Linked DNA regions of Mus musculus: region 2 is linked to region 1. The links are chromatin loops, found by intact Hi-C in ENCODE. Cell type or tissue: left cerebral cortex. All regions are shown on one strand. Links, peaks and the distances in the headings refer to the core of each region. The heading gives the core; the rest is flanking DNA.

Evidence for each region. Peaks named below come from ENCODE experiments on the same cell type or tissue, not always from the same donor. Only the 100,000 strongest peaks of a DNase experiment are listed, where the experiment ranks them.
Region 2: it touches region 1 in a loop (6-fold over the local background); 4 of 42 quality-filtered maps call a loop at or near these places.

What each region holds. Positions count from the first base shown.
Region 1 is chr16:89,893,939-89,899,299 of GRCm38, reverse strand. Tiam1 (T cell lymphoma invasion and metastasis 1) reads left to right here. Exons shown (of 28, transcript NM_009384.3): 4 at 722-1,695. The coding sequence starts at 733. Among named protein-coding and RNA genes, the nearest start is that of Tiam1, 64 kb to the left of the region's middle. In left cerebral cortex, for the core only: a CTCF peak has its summit at 2,707 (motif pointing right); DNase peaks (open chromatin) are centred at 2,198, 2,678, 3,727 and 4,031; H3K4me3 peaks cover 2,215 bases; H3K27ac peaks cover 877 bases.
Region 2 is chr16:89,771,754-89,777,114 of GRCm38, reverse strand. No RefSeq gene overlaps it. Among named protein-coding and RNA genes, the nearest start is that of Gm52239, 20 kb to the left of the region's middle. In left cerebral cortex, for the core only: CTCF peaks have their summits at 2,605 (motif pointing left) and 3,148 (motif pointing left); DNase peaks (open chromatin) are centred at 2,619 and 3,094; H3K4me3 peaks cover 724 bases; H3K27ac peaks cover 278 bases.

The DNA of each region.
Region 1 (5,361 bases), core at 1,751-4,250:
CCACACATCAGAGGTACCCGAGTGGCTGAGAAGTGAACAGTAGCAGCCTATTTTCTTTATGATTTCAATTCGTTAGGAAAATTTGATTAGATATGCATCTTGAAGCTTTCTAGTTTTGACTGATTTTTTTTTTGAGGTTTGATAGAATTAAAAAAACAAAAGGGCAAAAAACAAACAAACAAACAAACAAAACAACAACAACCAAAACCCATCTCCCCAAACCATGGAGCAGATAAAAGGGCATAGATGAAACCAAGAAAACAAACAGAAGCCCTGGCAGGAAGGGAAGGAAAGAATGCTCCTTTGTCTTTTAGTTTTCAGTAAGCGTCCACTTTGCAGTGTATCACTGTGACTCTTCGGAAGAAAGCCAGGGTGAGCAGAGTGGTCACCTGCACACACGCAACACACTGGTGTCTCTTGGCATCTACTCTTTGGGCAAAGACAGCCCTCTCATTACTGAATTTATGTGACTGTTTCACATAAACATCTATCTGTATTGATATTGATTATTATCTATTGATAATGGTATTCTCACCTGTTGCCTTGTATCAGTCCTGGGGGCCATGTCTGGGGCCAAAGCAATTAGAAATGTTTTTATTTACCTAACCCCATACCCAAAGTGTCTGCTTATACTGATTCTAAGCCCTTACTCTTAAGGTTTTTATACCCATTTTAATACAGACTCAATTATCTCATGCTTTTTCTTTCCCCTTTGCTACAGACCATAAAACCATGGGAAACGCAGAAAGCCAAAATGTAGACCACGAGTTTTATGGAGAAAAGCATGCCAGCCTGGGGCGGAAGCACACTTCACGCTCCCTGCGGCTGTCACACAAGACCCGGAGGACACGGCATGCTTCCTCCGGGAAGGCGATCCACAGGAACTCTGAAGTGAGCACCCGGTCCAGCAGCACGCCCAGCATCCCCCAGTCCCTGGCTGAAAATGGCCTGGAGCCCTTCTCCCAAGAAGGCGCCCTAGACGACTTCGGGGACCCCATCTGGGTGGACCGAGTAGATATGGGCTTGAGACCCGTATCTTACACCGATTCTTCCGTCACTCCCAGCGTAGATGGCAGCATCGTCCTCACTGCAGCCTCTGTGCAGAGCATGCCAGACTCAGAGGAGAGCCGGCTTTACGGGGATGACGCTACGTACTTGGCTGAGGGAGGCAGGAGGCAGTGTCCCTATACATCCAATGGGCCCACATTCATGGAGACAGCGAGCTTTAAGAAGAAGCGCTCCAAATCTGCAGACATCTGGCGGGAGGACAGCCTGGAATTCTCACTCTCAGATCTGAGCCAAGAACATTTAACAAGCAACGAAGAAATCTTGGGTTCCGCGGAAGAGAAGGATTGCGAGGAGGCTCGGGGGATGGAAACAGAGGCGAGTCCCCGGCAGCTCAGCACCTGTCAGCGAGCCAACTCCCTGGGTGACTTGTATGCTCAGAAAAACTCTGGGGTGAAGGCTAATGGAGGACCGAGGAACAGATTCTCAAGCTACTGCCGGAATTTGGTGTCGGATATTCCCGATCTTGCAAAGCATAAGATGCCACCGGCTGCTGCCGAAGAGACTCCTCCGTACAGTAATTACAACACGCTTCCCTGTAGGAAGTCGCACTGTCTTTCCGAGGGTGCCACCAACCCACAAATTAGCCTTAGCAAGAGCATGCAAGGCAGAAGAGCAAAAACCACCCAGGTAAAGCCTCAGAGATGTTTCAGTATTTTGGAAGTGGTGCGCGCCTCTTAAAGTGCATGATTTTGCTCTTATCGGTTTCTCTCTCTCTCTCTTTTTTTTTTTTTTTTTTGAAATCGGGCTGTACCCGGGTTTGTCTGGCAGCTGCTGCAGCTGGCATCGCTTCTGCTGCGCCCCTCTTACAGTTCTGTGGGTAGGGGGTGGAGATTAAGGGGTGTGTATGCAGCGGGGTGGGAGGGTGTGCTAGGAATGGCAATAGAGCTATTAAGTTCATACTGGGAGACTGCCTCTCAACTCAGTCCCTCCACAACACCTCCCTGATGGGACTCTGTCACCTAATCATCTCTGGACGAGCAGGCATGGTGGGTTGCAGGCGCTCGGAGCTCATATCCACACTGCAGCAGGTGGGAAGAAGTCCGTGGGCGGGCCCTCGGAAGAGGCATCCTTTGAATCAGGGCGGTCTGCGGTCACTTGTCAGCTTCTCTCTGGTGTTGGCAGGCTCGCCGTCTTACCAGGAGCCATTTCAATTTCCTGTTCCTCACGATGCGGCCAGCCCCGTCTCTGGAGGGAGGTGTAGCAGAAGGAATAATATGGGTGGGTTCCCAGTTTCTAGCTTGCAGCCAAGTTGCTTGACCTTGGGCAAACCCTGACTTCTAGAGGCTCCCTCTGGAAGGTGGGGATGAAGAGACTTAGTCGGCTTGCTTGGCAGTTTAATGCAGGAGAGAAGGGGCGTGAGCAGATTTTTAGGAGACTTGAAAAGTATCTTACCAGGGAAAGGGTGGCCCACTAGCTTGTCTGGCAATAATAGCGGGAGTGAATGTCAGACGGCCCTGCATGCTTTGGTCCTTTGCTGTTCCTTGCGGCAGGTTTTGGGGAGCTGGGGATTCTGACCAGGCTAAGAAGCCGGTAGTGGATTGTGCTTCTGATCCAAGAGTGGGTGCGCTTCTTTACTTTGAAAGACAGTGGGCATCGAGGTGACCTGCAAAGGCTGCTGCACTCCGACCTGCCCAGTAGGGGGCAGTGCTGCACTCTGGCCAGTTCGAGTCCAATGGGCAGTGGCAGTGTTACTTTTAAGGTGGGCCAGGTGGTGGAGGGCCTGGAGTGACACCGGGTTTCTTTCTGAAGAACCCTGAAGATGGATTTTGCTGACACGAAAGCCAGTCTTCTAGACCCTTCACCCCTTCCTACCTGGTTGACTCTGGGCAAGTTAGTGGTTGTTTTAAAGCCTTGATTTCTTCACCTGTCTAAGTGGAGGTATTGTGACTGGAGACTCTAGCTCAGTGGCAGGACCTCGCTTGAATGGCTTCCAAGGGGCTCTGTGTCAGATCCTTGGCATCATGGATGTACACACTCAGTAGGGATAATAATAGGACTATTCGAGAGAATGGAATTGTCCGGGAGTCCGGAAGCCTAGTACTTAGGAAGCAGCCAGGGACCGGGAATTTGGTCGCCGGCGTAACACTCGCATTGGTAGTGGTGCTGTGTGGGTAGATGACTCGGACCATTGGATGTTGGTGCCCAGATCTTGTATCACCTGAGAAGGTAAACTTTAACCTCTCTTTACTCTGATTTGAGATTATAACCAAAGTGAGATTGTGACAGAACTAACAGGTTAACTAACCACCCAGGGTCACTACTGAACGGTCAGTTTGGCAGGTCACAACAGGTGCCCTGTTAAAGGGTCCCATGGAAAGCCCTGAAGCATGGCCGTGAAGCTGTCTGCCATCAGACTGGCATTAGACGCCTGGTTCAGAGAGATACTCTGCCTGCCTTGAACTTGGCAAAGGGTGTGTTGATGCAGGCAACACCTCTGCCTGGACTGAGTAGCCTGTGCCCTATGTAAGGTTGGCAAGGGCTGCCCAGCTGTGTTCTAGAGCGCTGTCTCTAACTCCAGAGATAGCTGGACACACTGTTGCCCTTAAATACCAACCACCCATGGAAGAGGGGCAGAGTGAGCCAGCGCTCTCCTCCCCTGGGAGACTGTGGTGTGAAATCTCCATCCCTTGCCTCACGACTTCCCAAGTTAATATACAGAAGTGAGATCATCTGAGTGTGGTGTCTCATAAAGCCACGGCTTAATGCAATGCAGAGTGCTGCACACACGGAATTCTAAGGAGGCCATTAGCATGCTGGCTTGTCTGCTCACCCACCCGGTGACCTTGGGTAAGTCACTTCCTCCTGTAGCTCTTTCCCCTGTCCAGGGAGAGTGACACCATCCTCCAGCAGAGCTGTATGAGGTGAGCCAAAAGAGATGCCGGGCTTGGAAGCCTTTTGTGGAGCTAACATAATGAACGGAAGTATTATTTTGGTATTGACATTATATGTTGAGTAAGGATCTTTAATGACTTGAAACAAACCCCAGAATTATGCACAACACTATCCATCCACCCACATTTTCCTAGGCTAAGTTTGAGCCCACTGTGTTCCAAACAGTGTATTTTAAGAGACAGTGGGTGTGGAAGCTTCCTTGAAAAGAATTCTTTTTCTTCTCAAAGTTTTTGACCCAAGGGACCTCTGTCGCAAGCTTGAATCGTAGATCTCAGCCTCCTTGTCGGCCCTGGAGATGCAGTCCAGTCTCTAACAGCCCCGTCAGCCACTTCACTCCCACCGGAAAAATCTCCTGGCAAACATTTGGCTAAGAGCGTGACCTCTCAGCTTGGAGAAAATGTGCTGGATCCAAACTAATGCGGACAATTTCATTTGATTCAAAAATGATCAAAAAAGAGGTCTTGGCCATTTTTCCTGTTTGTGTGTGTTCAGTGGTTGGATTTGTTTCCGAAATGGGCAGGCTGTGGAGTTCACATGTTAACTTTGGAAGTAGCACGTTGGACGAGCCTTGGCATCTGGCACACAGTTATTTAATTCATGTGCTTTTTATGTGTACACATGTTGTGTGTAGTTTGTGCTGAGAGCTTCCCACCATTGAAGCAGGGTTTAGTTACTGATTTCAACCCAGGACACAATACACACTAGGTTGCTCCTTAGATTTAATTGATGGCTTGATGGATTTTGTCCCTTTGGTTATTCTTTCTTTGGTAACAGACTGAGGAGAGGGCAGCCTGGGGTCATGCAGAATCCAGGGTGTCAGCAAGTCTGGGCTTGGAGTTTTTGCCTCCTGCGTCCTGGTTATTTAACCTCATGAATTTGGGTTCTTTTTAAAGGAAGCTTATAGGAAGATCCAGCATTCTGGGATGAAATAAATGTAAACCTTAGATCACTGACTCTGGAAGGTTGTTACAGATGCCCACTGAATAGTGGGTTTAGTAGGGAGGTCAAGGCGTGGCTTCAGGTTCTAGAGTTCCTCCTCTGCAGCTCTGGGGCTTTCAAAGGATAAGTAGGAAAGGGGAGACGTGCCATTGGTGATCTGCCCTGTGACCAGGCACAGAATGTCTACGGGGTGCCTGAGGGAAACTTAGGCTGGGGGCCATTGTGCACACTTGAGGAGACCTTCATTGAACCTAACTAGGAGATGGAAGAATGTGACTTGGCTCTACTACTACTGTTGTAAGAAGCCACAGAATCTAGAGAGCTGCAAGGAGACTTGGGCTGAAGGGTGATGGCCAGAAGTCAGTATTTCCCAGAAGTCTGTGCACCCCAGTGTCTAGTGGGAGGCGGAGGGCTCTGTTAGAGTTTATGGATTCATTTCAGCCTAGTTTCAAGATACCAACT
Region 2 (5,361 bases), core at 1,318-3,817, 120 kb after region 1:
GGCATTTGTCAGGCCAAGCCAGATCTGTGCAGGTATCAAAGCAGAATATAGATGTGTCCAAAATTGAGATCTCACCGTATCATTTTTAATTCCATCATCTTCTATTCTGTTTTATTGTTTAATAGAAACTCAACCACATGCACGGGACTGTGTGCTTATGCATTGTGCATTTTGGGATGGGTCAGGTCTTTCTACCCATGACTGGCCTTGAACTTGCATCCACCCCCTTGCATTGCTAAGGGCTGGGACTGTAGGCATGCATCCATACCCGGCTTCATGTGGGTATGTCCTCAGCATTTCTGCTGCTGGTAACTGCACAATGGAGAACCACGGTGTATAGATGTTTTGTCAGAGTATCTCCGTGCTTAAAACCTTCCGGGACATTCCAGTCTGGAAGGAGAGCTGTGGATACTAGTTCCCTATCAACGACCGATGGAAAATCCAATTCTTTCCCACCGTGGAATGGAGCTGAAGGTTATGAAATGTATTTCCCCCCCCAGTAATTTAAAAGCTAGCACCTTAGCAACATTTACTGAGTATCTATTATAGAATATGAGTCAAGATAGTGACTGTGGATAAACACAGCTCCTGAGTCAAGATTTCTATAGGCGGCAGAAATAAGTACATGAAACGACCCTTGTGTACCCACCCCAGAGGGCGCTCCTGCTCACACACACTGTCCTACCCCCTTCTCTCAGTGTTTCCTGAGGAGGCAGTGGGTTTCAGGCCATGCTACCCCCAAATATGATGCCTTGTCACACTGAGTATCTTAAGCGGAAGGGTCTGGAAACAGGTGCAGGAAAAGCTCCTTGTTTCCCCCCTTTTCCTTTGAAGCAGGTCGGAAGATGCTCACAGGAAAGGCTCTCTCCCTGCACAAGAAGATGGAGAGCAGAGGCGAGAGGAACAGTTTGTGTTTGTTTGTTTTTGAGACAAGCTCGTCCTTGGTAACCCAGACTGGCCTCAGACTCATGGTAGTTTTCCCTGCCTCAGTCTCTGGAGTGTTGTGATTATAGGCACAGCCCACCATACCTGACAGGCAAGCAGCCAGGCCCCTAAGAGGAAGGGATGCCAAGGGGAATCTGAAGAAATGGGCATCGCCAAGATGCTCTCGGGGGGCTAGCCTTAGCTCGTACCCATCTGTCTCATCACACTTCCCCTTGGCTTCCATTCTCCACCCAGGCTGAGCCATTTCTTGAGGTCTCTGTTTCCTTACAAACACTCCTCTGCCACGAAAAACTTACACATGTCTATATATAACTCTTGTCAAGCTGTCTTGTTAGTTTAATTTATCAAAAGCCCCAGGCATAGAATTTAAAGTGGACTAGAAGAAAAAAAAATCCTTTTCTAGCCTAGAAAAGAGATGGGAGGAATAAGGATTTTAAGGATATAGATTCCCAGAAATTCTGTTATTTCCCTGATTAATTCCACATTGTATTTCTGTATCTATCTATCTATCTATCTATCTATCTATCTATCTATCTATCATCTATCTATCATCTATCTATCTATCTATCTATCTATCTCTATCTATCAGGATGAGGTCTCACGTAGAAGCCCAGGTTAACCTTGAACTCATGGCAATCCTCCTGTCCCAGCTTCTCAACTTCCAGAATTATGTATGTTCGAGTCACCACATCTACCATGTTTTCTGATTTTACTCCCTAAATTTGTAACTAATAACTCTTTGCTTGTGTTAAATAAAAATTGGTAATAATTAAAACAATGGGAACCCTGCTTAGTTATTCTTTAGCATTCTTCAGAATGTACCCAAAAAGGCATCCTTCTTCAGCAGATTCAAATTACCCTGTAGCCATAAAACATCCCCTTGAGACATATTTCCTAGTGTTTATAAATAGTTTTCTTGAGTGTTCTTCACAATAAAGTCCCTAAGCATTTGCTGAAGAAGTGGGTTCCAATACATTTGACCATTTTGATATTGACAACGCAAAGGAGCCCTCTCTCTCTCTCTCCCTCTCTCTCTCTTCCTCTCTCTCGCTCTCTCTCCCTCTCTCTCTCTGGCATCCATATCATGCATTTCAAAACTCCTTGTTCTCATCTTTCATTCATCTCTCTTCAACTATCCAGTCGATGCATGTGCCCAATACCCCTATCTTCAAATGAGAGGAGAGAAAAAGGGCTCGTAAGAAATGGAAGCTTAGCCGGGCATGGTGGCACACGCCTTTAATCCCAGCACTCGGGAAGCAGAGGCAGGTGGATTTCTGAGTTCGAGGCCAGCCTGGTCTACAAAGTGAGTTCCAGGCCAGCCAGAGCTATACAGAGAAACCCTGTTTCGAAAAACCAAAACCAAACCAAAACACACACACACAAAGAAATGGAGGCTTTTGCCGGCAGTGATGGAGGAAGACCACCCAGAGATACAATACCGCTCAGCAAATGCGCATATCAAACCAGAACGTGCTTCCATTGGCTATAACAGGACCTGCCTGTTATATGCGAACCCGGCTTCTTTCAAACAACAAAGGGAATTTCTAGTCTCTAAGAAGGCTAAGTTAGTGTTTCTTTTACGGGTTTATCCGTGTAGGATGGATAACAGCATGCTGCGTGGGAAGCCTTTCTCCCAAACAACTACGTGAACCCTGCCTGCCCCCTGGTGGAGATCTGTAGGATAGTCCTAGATTTCTCTGCCGGTGAAGAACTGAAGCTAGCTTAGCAATTAGGCAGCGAGGGTCCAGTGCTGAGAGAGCCAACAGAGCAAGAAGCATCAGACTTTGGCGGGAATCTGCCCCCGCCCCCAAGGTGGTCCTGGAGCCTCTTGCTTTGGGTTAAGATGGGAACGTCGCTGTGTTTAAAGGCATGCAGTTGATTGTAATGTGCCAGTTGGATTCAATTTCCCTCGAAAATCCATCGTTTAACTGAAACCCTGGCAGCGAAGTGCTCGGCACTGGTGTTTGCTTTAATGCAGTAAGGAAGTTTTAGGGATCCTCACGAGTTGGCTGCTGCTGCTATAACTGGACGAACCATGGATTTGCCTGATTTTGGAGGGAGTGAGAGGATCGTGTTCTGCCTCTCCCCACCCCTGCCCCTTTGCTTTGGTCCAACATAACCCGGTTGGCTTCAGGCAGGTCCCTCCAAATTGTGCGCGAGGACGCCTCTCTGGTGCCCCCTCGTGATGGATCCACGAAGTGCCGCATCGTATTTAGAACTTGGAAGGATCCAGGCTGCAATTCCCTTTTTCCCTCTCACTCTAAAGAAGCGTCTGTCTGGGCTCACATACCTGCGCAGTTGGGCTTGTCTAGGGTTCAGCTTTAGGGTAGGTGCTGGGAAGACGGCTCAGGGTTTAGGAGCACTCAACGCTCTTCCAGAGGACCCAGGTTCGTTTTCCAGCACCGGCTTGGTGGTTGGCAATAGACTGTCACTCCAGTTCTGAGGACGATGGTACATTCTGGGTTCTTCAAGCACAGCATGCACACGGTGCACAGACAGATCTGCAGGCAAAGCACCCATATACATAAAATAAGTATTGAGGAGCAAGTCTCTGGTGATTGACAGCACACGCATCGACGGAACTCTCAGGGTAGCGTCTGCTCATCTCTATTTCCAGTCCTAACACTCGCCCCAAGGATTGGAGACGTAGACCTATGCCCCGAGATTGAGCAATTAGCTGCATCCGTGAAGTAAGTGAACAGGATGGTGATGCTGAGGACGGGGCTGGGTGCCCGTCAGGGGTGGGCTCCACTGGCGTGTGCAGAGGAATCCTTTAAGATGATTTGGTGAAAGGGCACGGAGTAGGGGGCGCATGAGGTGAGGTTGGATGACGCTGGGGAATTGCATCTCCAGTTTTGACCCAGAGTTCACCGTGGTGCTGTCACATTTAGAAAAGCTGTGACTCTGGTATGGACCGCACCAAGCGCCAGAGAGAACTGACAAGCTGGTGAGGACGGTGTGGATGCTAATGGACCGCATGGGAGCGGGCATCCTCACATGAAAGATGCTGATGAGGGGCATGGGAATCGGCGTCCTCACGTGAAAGATGCTGCCTGTGGTGTGGGAAAGAGAGCTCAGCCAGCGGATGCATACATTTGTGAGTGTGTGTTGTGAGTTCCTGTGTGTGCTGTGAGTTCATGTGGTGTCGCGCCCACCTCGGCCGGCAAGGAAGACACAACACGGTCGGATTCTTCTCAACAGCCTTTATTGCAGGAACACCTTGATGCTGCTACGGGGACCCCGGGAACCCAGGGAGGTCTGCTTATATGCACCCCAGCACAGGGAAAGGCTTCGTGTCCTCCTGGGATTGGTCAGTCTGTCGATGCCTAATTAGCATGCACCTGCTCGGGAGGGGTTGGCGCCAATCTCTGGTTTACACCTGCGCTGATGTTGTTTATGACAACGGCACACCAGAAACCTGCGCCATCTTAGAGTTGGCTTCCTACAATGTGGGTATTGTGAGTTTGTGTGTATATGTATGTTGTAAATTTGTGTTGTGTGTTGTGAACTCATATGTGTGTTGTGAGTTCATTTGTGTGTGTGTTGTGAATTCATATGTGTGTTGTGAGTTCATTTGTGTGTGTGTTGTGAATTTGTATGTTGTGAGTTCATGTGTGTTGTGAGTTCATATGTGTGTGTCCTATTCTGGGAGTAGTGGAAATACAGGAGTTTTAGTAAAGTTACCTACTTTAGAAATGTCATTCATTCGCTGTGGGACAATTTTGAGGAACAATATTTGTGTTACTAGTTTTGACAAATGACATCTTGCCAATGAAGTTATTACTTCATAGGCACCACTTTCAGCAAGTGATATTGGAACTTTGTAAATTAAGAGTCTGTGAATTGGAGTCTGTTTGGGGCTCCTGTGGGGGCGTCTCCCTGAAGTAGACATGGCAGGTGAGTGGGTATGTACCTGGGACAGAATTTCATTTCCAGGGCAGCAATAATCTCATCACCAAACCATCCTGCCTCTCATCACTTATTAGGTAGGGTGTTGAGCCAAGCTTCCTGGCCTCTAATTCACCATCACCAGGTCTTACAGAGCTCACAGTTCCTGGGCCCTAGGCTCTTTCCACTTTAGGTGCTGAGAAACAGCTTCTCCAGTAGCCTCAGAGGAAAAAAACCCAAAACCAAAACAACAACAACAACAACAAAAACAGTCCAGAGGGCCGGACATGGTGGTGCCCAGTTGTAATCCAAAAACTTGGGAGATGGAGGTAGGAGGAGTTTAAAGCCAGCCTGGGCCGCATGGGTTCCTATAGCAGGCAGGCAAGTGAAGCAAAACTACTGTTGTAGTTATGGTTTCTACTGCTGTGACAAAACACCATGACCAAAAAGCAAGTTGAGGAGGAAAGGGTTTATTTGGCTTACACTTCCACATTGATGTTCACCACTAAAGAAATCAGGACGGGAACT